2 separate regions of the Mus musculus genome follow, and region 1 is linked to region 2. Evidence: chromatin loops called from intact Hi-C (ENCODE). Cell type or tissue: heart. All regions are shown on one strand. Each heading gives the region's core, and the rest is flanking DNA. Links, peaks and the distances in the headings are about the cores only.

What was found. Hi-C counts contacts between places; a loop is a spot of excess contacts. Peaks named below come from ENCODE experiments on the same cell type or tissue, not always from the same donor. Only the 100,000 strongest peaks of a DNase experiment are listed, where the experiment ranks them.
Region 1: it touches region 2 in a loop (5-fold over the local background); 2 of 42 quality-filtered maps call a loop at or near these places.

The regions. Positions count from the first base shown.
Region 1 is chr19:47,443,920-47,449,293 of GRCm38, reverse strand. The region is part of intron 1 of Sh3pxd2a (SH3 and PX domains 2A); the gene reads left to right. Among named protein-coding and RNA genes, the nearest start is that of Gm52384, 8.6 kb to the left of the region's middle. In heart, for the core only: no CTCF peak of the experiment used is centred there; DNase peaks (open chromatin) are centred at 423 and 2,283; H3K27ac peaks cover 3,988 bases.
Region 2 is chr19:47,387,867-47,393,240 of GRCm38, reverse strand. The region is part of intron 3 of Sh3pxd2a (SH3 and PX domains 2A); the gene reads left to right. Among named protein-coding and RNA genes, the nearest start is that of Gm36885, 37 kb to the left of the region's middle. In heart, for the core only: no CTCF peak of the experiment used is centred there; a DNase peak (open chromatin) is centred at 2,160; H3K27ac peaks cover 831 bases.

The DNA of each region.
Region 1 (5,374 bases), core at 289-5,288, 56 kb before region 2:
ACACAGGTTTTGTCTGTTTTTGTTCAAGAAGAGAAGGCTGTATGGCTCCATTTTGAACACCAGAGGCTGCCACTCTCTGATAGACAGGGAAGAGAAGGAGGCTATATTCCAGGGAGAAATGAGAATAGGAGCTCAAGGCTTGGACCCAGACTGCTGGCTCACAGGTCAGAGCCAGCACCTCTGCTGTGTGGTCCTGGGGAAGTCCCTTCAACACTCTGCTTCACTTCCCTCGCCTTCGAAATGGCAACAGAACAGAACCTCTGGTGTGGCATCGTTGGGAAGATTGAACGAGAGGAGGAAGCCACGTCCTGCCAAGGCGTGGTCCTGCCCTCTCTGAGTAGACACAGCAGGTGGATTCAACTTTCCAGAGCCCCGGGGCCTCCAGGGCCTGATGGAGATATATTTAGAACACTTGCGAGGGCCACATGGTGTCTGTGACAAAGGATGGAGCCTGTGGCATGTTCTAGGGGGAGGGTGACCTGCAGGTGAGGGAATGCCAGCCCTTTTCCTAGCTGGCTGGCTATGAGCTGATGCCCGCCTACCCCAGGGCACTCCGTTTCCTCAGATGGATGGTGACGGGGACTTCCGTTAGGGGTGCTCTGAGAATCGTTGCCAGCATGAAAGCATGCAGGAAGCTTTTTGTGATAACCACTTAGCCAGCTGTAAGGCGTGATGAGGGGCCTTCATGTCAGATAGGGTTCACACAGAGCAGGGAGCTTGCTCTGTCCCTGAGTCAAACCTGGGAATGACCGTGGAAAGGAGACAGGGTGCTGTCATGCTGTGGGATGTACTTGTGATAGCAGAGCGGAGTTAGCATGTATTTGAACCCATGACTTAGCATCCGAACCAACTAAGGTAGCAAACTCCTCCTGGTAGCAAGTGCTGGAGGTAGGACTGAAGCTGTGAACCAGGGACCCCCCCCCCCAGGCCAGACAGTCCTTTGTGCGGTGTCTGTTGTCTCTTGTCACAGAGGAAGAGAACATGGTTTATACGGGTCTTTCGCTGTAATGGGAAGCGGTTTCTAGAGCCACTCAGAACGCACTAACTGGAAAAGACTTGATACACAGGTTTCCAGGAGCTCAGCAGGAATGGATGTAGCCAAGGAAGGCAGGAGCCATAGAAGTGGGGCCTCTGAAACGAGGGACTCCGATCCTATACAGGCTCACTCCTGGGAAGAAATCCACAGTAATAAAAAAAGCTCTGGGAGACAGTAGACATCCGAGTCTGCACAGCATAGGCAGGCTGGGAGGAACGTGGAAGGAAGGCACGGAAGGACCTGGCTGCTGGCCCCTGTGCCCAGGAGGGCATGCAGGACACACTGTTTGTTGTGAAATTTTTATTTGCAAAGCAGGGAGTTAGAGGTCCTGCACATTAAAAGCTTTCTGAGACAGTGTTTGAAATGATAGTGAAAAAATAGACATTCTTAAGGTAGTAAAAACACTTTTTGAGAAAATAAAAGAGGAGTGTGTGCGTGTGTATGTGTGTCCGTGTGTGTGTGTGTGTGTGTGTGTGTGTATGTGTGTGTGGCCAGCTTTCTTGAGATGTAATTCCTATAGTGTGCAAATGGCCCATGAAATCTATACAGTTCAATGACTTCTAATATTCACAGTGTTAGACAACTGCACTGTGATAGTCAACTGCAGAATGTGTCATGATGCCCCCTCCCCATTGGTCCCTAGCCACTGGCAACTATGAACACACCTTTTGTCTTTGGACCAGTATCTTCTAGCCATCACATATAAATGCAGTCATCTGTTAGGTGCTCTTTTATGACTGGCTTTCATTAGGAAATACTTTCATCCATGTCGCCTCTTTGAATGGCTTGCTGGGGTTGCTGGATTCATTCCTTGGGGCCCAGATCTTAGCACGGCCAGCCCTTGGTTGCAAGTACAGGCTATGCTGGAGCTAGCCCTCCGTCTCCTGTGAATGAACCCTCGCCCCTTCCCCGGCCAGCACATTGAAGGTTGGGTCTTTAGTACAGGTTCTGCTTTGCAGTTTTATTCTCAGCACTTCCTCTGCCTCTTAGAGCTGGTGGGGGAGGGGTGGAAACTGCACAAGGCCTCCACTGATCTGTCCCCCCCCCCCCCCCCCAGGGACCTTCTTTCCGGTAGTGGGTGGGGAAAGAGACAGAATAGCATCTTTATTTGTTTTTAATATTGCCCGACTCCCCCCAGCCCCTTTCCTAAGTTCTGGTCAGAGTCCCCATGGTTGTTGTCAGACTCCCTTCCCTTGAGACTCCGGGTTATGTGACTTCTCTCTTGGGGGCAGCCGATGGGGAAGTCCACAAGTGCTTTGGCTTCCTCCAGTGTGAAGTTAGTTAGACTCTCTGTTTTTCCTCTAGTTGGAGCTGGGCCAGCACAAAGCTGGCACATCCTTTAAGAGGCGGTCAGCTGCAAGTAACACGGCCCTGCAGAACCTCCTTAAGCATATGGAATCGGGGTATCTCCCATGCCTCCCTGTTTATAGGCGGGTGCTGTTGCAGGTGGGGCTCCCAGATCTCTGTGGGAAGCTGTTGTATCGGGGCTTACCTGCTCTGACCCTGGGTCAGCTCAGTGCCTGTTTGGGAGTAGAACCTGGCATTGAAGTTCTGATTGAGGCTACCAGGAGGCTCTGCCCCGCCCTAGACTCACTAGCTCCCAATTCATATCCTCTCCTGTCACCCTGCAGACCAGAGCGGGCATTTTTTGGATACCTTTTGGTGGCCTCTCTCTCTCTTTCCCTGTACTTACGCTAAAGCTGTTTCCACTGTCTGGAGTATGTGTTTCACCTGCCCTGTTCCTTTAAGACACCATTCCAGTGTCTCTTCCGGAGTCATCTAAGGTACACGGGCCTTTCCCACATGTGTGAGGTATTTGTACCATATGAAGAGAGGATAGACCGGGTCCTGCACTTAAGCCCCAGGCTAACAGACGAAAAGTTCTCCTAGGACAAGGGCTTTGCTAACCCTTGAGCTGAACACTTGTCAATATTTGCTGAACCTGCCTGACTCGTGGCCTGGCCCGATGTGTTTGTTGGTCACGTGCTGGGTTTTCCCGACTTCAGATGCAGCCAGATAAATTAATCTTGTTTTACAAGGTGTTTTGTGTATATGACCATGGCAGAACCCACATCCTCTATATTTTCCCTGTCAGCCCGACCCTTCTACCCCTTCCCCATCTCTTCAGCGTCTACTCTGATTTGTTTAATCTAAACCCGTGCATCCCCTGGTGTGGGATCTGTTGTATGGCTTGCATAGGTGGCTTTGTGCGACCTCTTCTCTTTGACCCAGTAGATCTTTTGTGCATTCTCTGGCATCTGCTTCCTTGCTTTTGACTGATTCGCGGCTCTCTGTGCCCACGTGCACTACACTTACCAACTCTCCCCTTGATGGACACTTGAGTTGCCTTCAAGGCTCTCTAATGCAAATATTACTGTGGCAAGCATCCATGCACACTACTGCCAGTGCAAACTCCACACACTGATTTCCCTCACATGTAGACTGGAAGGCAGGATGGCTACCAAATGACTCAGTTTGGGAAAGTAGTGCCATGTTGCTTCTCAGATGGCTCTGTCAGTTTATACGTAGGCTTCCCACGAACTCCCTGTCTGCTGACCCCACTTGGTAACTACCCAAAGACCTTCCAGACTGCTGGTTCTCCTCCTCACAAACCAATCTGACCTCCACTGGATGATATAATAAATTCTAATCTCTTCCTCATTCCTTGCCAACCCATCTCTCCTGCCTGCAATGAAAGTCCTTTTTATAATTTTCCACCCAGGTCTCACTAATGGGCCCAGAAACCTAAAACCTTCCATTATCTGAAGAACACAGCCAGCTTTTCAAAACTAAACCTCCTTTGTTTTCTCCCTTAATCTGAACTAAGCCCTTCCTATCTATCTTCCTTCTCCACTGAGCTGGGAGCCTCTCTGGCAGGTTCTGTAGACCGTCCAGGAAAGGCTGAAAGTTGTGTTGCTTCACATGGTGGGGGAATGACTCTAGTCCTCCCGGGTTGCTTCTCTCCTTCAGAAGCCAGGTTTGGTATTTAGCTCTGTTTAAACTGTGACCGTGCTGGCAGGTGGAAACCAACTGGGTTTATCTGCTGGGCATAATGACAGGAAAAAGGATGCTACAAATACTTCCCAGGCGCTGGCCTGGGCCAGATTCTCAGTCATCACTGTTCCATGACACCTCATGTTGCTGAAATTGACTATTATTGGTTTGGGGGTTGGGGTTTGTTTTTTGGTCATTTTATTTCTTTTTATTTAAAATTATACTTATTTATATTTATTTTTTAAAGATTGATTTTAATTTTATGTGTATGGATATTTTATCCGCATATACATTTGTGTACTACATGCATGCCTGGTGGCCCAGGAGGCCAGAAGAAGGTATGGGGCCCCTGGAACTAGAGTTAATTACAGCTGGTTGTGAGCCGAGAACATGGGTGCTGGGAACCTTGCTCAGGTCTGCAATAGAGGAGCAGCAGATGCGCTTAACCCCTGGGCCACCTCTCTGGCTCCTGTCTGCGATTTCACTTTGCCCCATCACAGTGAGGCTTAGACATGGCGTCAGGTCCGGTGTTCTGAGCCTATTATGTGCTTGTCTGAGTTCTCCAGTTACACCGTGAGCTGTGACCCGGCAACATCAGCGTCTCCTCCCCCCTCGCCTCTGTCCGTGCCCCCAACCCCCCACCCTCCGCAGGGTTTTTCACTTAGCAGATGCTCAGTAAATACTTGCTGAGTGGTTGACACAGATTGCATGCTATCTGTCATCTTCAAAGGTTAGGACCAGACCGTTAAAAAAAAATAAACAAAATCTTTCTCTTAAAAGAAGGCATTACCTCCTGCCCTTCCCTTGCAAATGTTCCTTCTAGTCTTATTTATTGCTTTTTTGGGGGGTAGGGAGTCTTAGGAGAGCGACTCAGAAAGCCCCTTTAATTTAAGAGAGATGCCATAAATCACACCCATTACGGAGGGATCAAATGCCTGCGTGCGTGCGCCCTATAAGTGGATTAGGGGCGCACACTTGGGATGGCTCCTCTGTTTGTCCCCCACCCATCTGCAGGGCTGGCCTTCCCTGGCAGTGTGTGGTATCCTACTAATTGCTCTTCAATAAACAACAGTCTGTTGAAAACCTCCCATGAAAAAAAAGTGCCGTCTATGTATTGTATCGGGAAAACTAAATATTATGGGAAAGGCCAAATATTTCCACTGTGTTAAGAAAATAAGAGCCCCGGCTGTATGGAGCTTCCCTCTCAGTGGGCAAAAGACTCGGTGGAGACTTCAAAGAGGGAAAAGCTGTCAGGACAGCCAGGGCAGTGGCTCCATTAAAGAGGAGTGAGTGTGTGCATCCTACTCGTGGCTGCAGAAGCTGCAACATTCTCTCTGCCTCCGG
Region 2 (5,374 bases), core at 90-5,089:
GTGTCTGAGGTCACCGCTGATTCTCCCAGAGTTGGGAGGGTGGTTCATCCTATTAGCAAAGGCTTAACAAAACCGTAAGGGTGCACACACCCCGTGCGCTTCGGACGGCCACAAGGAGGGCTCTGGCAGCATTGTGTCTCACCTGGGATTTCATGGTAAGGATTCATGGTTAGGAAAGCTCCAGGGAGGAGCTCAGTTCTAGTTCCAGAGTTGCTGGGGCCGGGGCATACCAAGCATTTGTGCTGCCCGGGAAGGGTTTGGAGTATATATACTCCAAGCTCCAGTCCAGCTACCTCCTTCTGGCCCACCTGACTGCAGGCTCATGGCTGGGGACTTGAAGGGTCTGGCTGGTAGCTGCAAAAGGAGAGGAACTCAAAGAACTCGAGGCTTTGCTAACATGCTCACTCAGCTACCAGGCCAATGGTAGGAAATCCTGCACAGGAGCAATGCATCTTGGGATCGGGACTTAGGCTGGGGATGTGTCCGGCCAGGTCTGGCACACCTCGTGTTCAGGCCAGTCTGTGGGTTTGCAAGGTGGTGAGCACCCAGTGTGCCTATGATAGAATCTTCATCCGAGAGAAGTTGGCTCCTGATGGTACCCAGTGCCTCTTAGGGGACAGGCAGGACATTATACAGCAGCACCAGGCCAGGAATAGGGTTTAGGGGAAGGAGGTCCGTGAGTAGAGCCAATGATGTGGTAGAGGCAGGGTTTGGCCAGTGCCTGATATTTGAATATCAATTAAATCCTGTATAAAGGTTGAAGGTACATGCATTGCCTGTAAGGCTCCCCAAGTTGTTTTCACCTGCGTTAAAACCTGTTTGCTGGATTCTGGGAATGAAGAGCCCATGGAAGGAACTAGAAGGTGTGGAACCCACAAACAAGGGGCAGCTCTCCGGTACGTGTCCCGGGGAGAAATATGCACAGCTCAGGCTGAGAAAGGGCAGAGTGTTATTTGGAAACTTGGGCATCCTGAGAAGGGGGTCTGAGGATGGACTCCCCTAAGCTGAACCTCCAAACTGAATTGTGAGAATGAGGGAGCCACTCCTATTTCCTGGCTGACCTCTGTGGCTTGCTCTGAGCCAAGGCCCTGTCCTCTCTAGCTCTTACCATGTTTCTGTTGTTGGGCGGGACATGTGGCATATGCTGCATTTAGATTTGTTCATCAGTTTCCTTATTTACACACAGTTTACCAACTACTACCGTATGCCTGGACCTGTACTGGCCACTCCTCATCCCTTCCTCCAGGGTCACTGATGGCTTTCATCCCCAGGTTAGAGAAAAATCAACTCTGGGAAGAAGGCTCAGTGGCACCTGCCACCAAAATGAGTTTGAAAGACCCACAACGTGAGGACTCCCCCACATTCTGACTCAGGAGAGGCGACACCCCAAAATCACCAACGAGAAACGGTCTTGCTGCAAATTGCAAGAGGATTTTTATTCAAGAGCGCTCTCAGGCCCACGGTCATACACCACGCAGGGTAGAGGACCGTGGCGCCCCGAGTAGCTGAGTAAGGGGGTATTTAAAGGAAGAAACCACAACTCAAGGAGGTGGGAAGGGCGTTGTTGGAAAATACCAAAAATACCAGTTAAGAGTCACAAGGAAGTGCAAAGTTACAAGTGTCAGGTTATCTCTCAAGAAAGTTTCTAAGAGCCCCTAACAATAGCACATTTGCATTGCAGGTTCCAGTAATGGTCAGGGTGCCATTCTTTGAATTGAACCCAGGAAGCGGGTGGGTGGAGGAATGTGGCTATCTGTTTTATGATTAGCATACCTTGGAGCACAGAGTTTACTACTCTTTCAAGTTCAATCCCTGGGATCAATGTGGTGGAAGGAAAGCGTGGGCGCTCATGAGCACGTGTGTGTGCACACACACACACAGACATGGAGGAAAGACAGACAGACAGACAGGCACAGACACATAGGCAGACACACACACACACAGAGGCTTACACACCACACACACATATTTAAAAAGAGAGAAGTCCTCCCGATCCTGCCCCACGTGGTAGAGCTTCACCCTCTGATTCGCTGTCTTTCCCCGGCTAAGGAGCAATCTCACGGCCTGCCTCAGCGAGGCTCCGCTCTGTCTTCCCCTGCTGCCTCTGTACCTGCCAAGTCAGGCCCAAGACCAAGCACAAGTACCCTCGGCCCCTCCCTCAGCTGTCACTGTCACTCAAGCGTTAGGCATATCCTGTTTGGGGTCAGGTGACCTGGAAGGGCCTCCCACGTGCCTTAAGCGGCTGAGGTCCTTGGCACCAAGTAATTATTTTGTGTGTGTGACTAAACTATTTAGTGTTTTTCATTTTGTATCATTACACATGCAGAACTCTTTGGGGTCCGAGAGCGCCATAGTCCTTCAGTTATGAACCTGACAGGACTGGCTATTGACTTTCTTTTATAAAATACCCTTCCCTCCCTTCTTTTTGAAATAGGGTCTTGTCTTAGGGTTTCTATCGCTATGCTAAAACACCATGACCAAAAACATCTTGGGGAACAAAGTTTAGCTTATAGCTGGCAGGTAACTGTCCCATCACTGAGGGGGTCAGGACAGGAATTCAAGCAGGATGGGAACCTCAAAGCAGGAAGGGAAACAGGCTGTGGGAAAACACTACTCACTAGCTTCTAATCCAGGACTTGTTCGCCTGCCCCCAGGACCAACTGCCCAGGGGAACAATTGACTATACACACACACCCTCCACCTGCCTACCACATTTATAACTGATTAAAATGTCCGGTAGACTTGCCTAAAGACCAGTCTTACAGAGGCACTTTCTCAATTGTGGTTTCTTCTGTTCTGATAACTCTAGTTAGTGCCAAGTTAACAAAACCAACCAGGATAGGCCTGCCGGAGCCTGTACTACTCTGAGCTTGCCGTGTAGCTAAGGATGACTTTTCAACTCTTTCCCTTCTTGCCTTTGCCTCCCGAGTGCTGGGATTACAGGGATGCACGACTGTACCTGGCTTTAACTTTTAATTTTGAAATAATTACATGCTCATGAATTGTTGCAAAAATACCAGGCACCATACTCCCTCTCTGGCAGTTCCAACAACTGCGGAGTAGGTAGCTTTGTTACATTGTAAGGAGGGTCAGGCCAGACATTCTCCACCACCAAATTACTTCCCACAGTTTTTTTTCTTTAAAATTATGTGCATGTGCATGTGTGTGTGTGTGAGTGTCAGTCTGGCGTATGCATGCAGTGCCTCCGTCAGATTGCCCTGGAACTAGAGTCAGAGGCAGTTGTGAGCGGCGCAGCATGGGTGCTGGGAACTGAACTTGGGTGCTGTGCTCTGAACGGCCGTGCACCTTCTTCAGTCCTGGGACATCTTAGATAAATAAGATACTGAGTATGTTATCAAAAGCAGAGTATTACTGTTGGCACCTTAATTGAGCTTGCCGGTTGCCCTGAGCGACTGATTTTCGTATGAAGCATATGGAAATGCTAGTGAGTGTGCATGGCAGCTGGCCGGGGAGGAGGGCAGCTGCCCATGCGAAGCTACTCCACAGTCAAGTGCCAGCACTGCTGTTTCCAGCAAAGAGCTATGGGAAGAACTTGATTTGTGTGAAGAAACTGGCTTGAAGCCTCCTAAACAAATTCTGTGGGATAAATGCCACCATTTCAGTTGCCCTCGATGGGTTTTTAGTTTTTTTGTTTGTTTGTTTTGGTTTTTTTTTTTTTTTTGGTTTTTTGTTTTATTTGAAATAAGGTCCCTCGATGTAGTCCTGATTGTCCTGGAATTCGTTGTATAGACCAAGCTGGCTCCAAACTCACAGAGATCCTCCTGCGTCTGCCTCCCCAGTGATGGAAATTCAAGGCACGTGCTACATGTTTTATTAAAAAGAAGCCTATGTGCCAGGCGGTGGTGGCGCACGCCTTTAATCCCAGCTCTCGGGAGGCAGAGGCAGGCGGATTTCTGAGTTCAAGGCCAGCCTGGTCTACTGAGTGAGTTCCAGGACAGCCAGGGCTACACAGAGAAACCCTGTCTTGAAAAACAAGACAAACAAACAAAAAGAAATATGTGATAAATTGTTACAATACCTCTGAAAGAAAGTTCTTGAATTGAGGTGGTGCTTGCATGTTAACCCATCACTCTATGAGGCTGAGGCAGACGGATGATAGTTCAAGGTTAGCCTGAACTACATATGAGTTCAAGGCCAGCATGGATCATGTATTGAGATACTACTAGTAGTCATGATAATATCATTTATTGTTATTATTAATTATTATTAATAGAATCTGTGGCCTCTGGGTTGCTGAAAACTGGACAGATCTGGAGCTGGGAGACTAGGAAGTCACCTTGACCTCAGGCTTTAGGGATAGGAACAGCGTTGTAGAAAACTGTGAATGGATCAAAGTGTGGTATTACAAGCCTGTCCCAGCACTTAAGCAGCAGAGGCAAGGGGATCAAGAGTTCAAGGCCAACCTGGGCTATGAAGTGAGATCAAGACCAGCCTGGGCTACATGTGACATGGTCTCAAAAAAAAAAAAAAAGCAAAACCAAATAAACAAACAAACCCACACAGGGTATCTGGTCGCACCCTATTTGTGAGCCAGTTTATCTTACTGACTTCATGGCTAACCGTGTAAAATATAACATTCTTGAATCAGAGACGTCAGACTTTATTACAGTCCACGTGAGTGGCGGGGGCATCTTTACATCTGTTCTCCCTCCCTCCAAGTTTCTGTGAGGTGACAAGATTGTCTTGAGACGTCATGTGCACGTGCCATGGGCTGCAAACTAGGAAGGGAGCCTAGACATTGGAGACATTAGGGAACCCTCATTTTTATTACAGGCAGGAAGCAAACCTGTTTTTTTTTTTTTAAACCATGGGGGGGGGGGGACACAGGCTGTTATCTCTGGAAAGATAATCCAAAACAAAAAGTCTGCTGCCTGTTTAGGAGGCCTCCACCTGTGGCAGTTAGAGAGCCAGGGACAGTAGTCTCCAGGGTATATCCGGCTCTGCTTGGAGGGGTAGGCAGAAGTGTTTTTTGGGTACTTACCTCTTGATGCAGCCTGAAGTTTACATGGAACTCTCTGCCTTGTTTGAAAAGACTACTGTGGAAAACCCATCTCCTGTTGCCCATCCTGGGGCTGGAGTCTATTTCCTGTATATCCTGAGTTTGCTGGCCCAAGGAGCCTCCGGGGGAGGAAATGGTCACTGCAGAGCAGGGAGGAGTGTATATAGCCACTGATGTAAAAAGCAAACAACTGTGACCAGGGCCCAGGGACCTCAGAAGCCAGGCAGTGGAGCAGAAAGAGCTGTGCTTAGTCTGCCCAGGTGATGCTAGGGTCACCTTCAACTTACGAGCTGTCTGTGACTCTATGCCAGCTCACTTTACCTCTGGCCTCCAGAAAGCCCTGTGGTCCTGAGG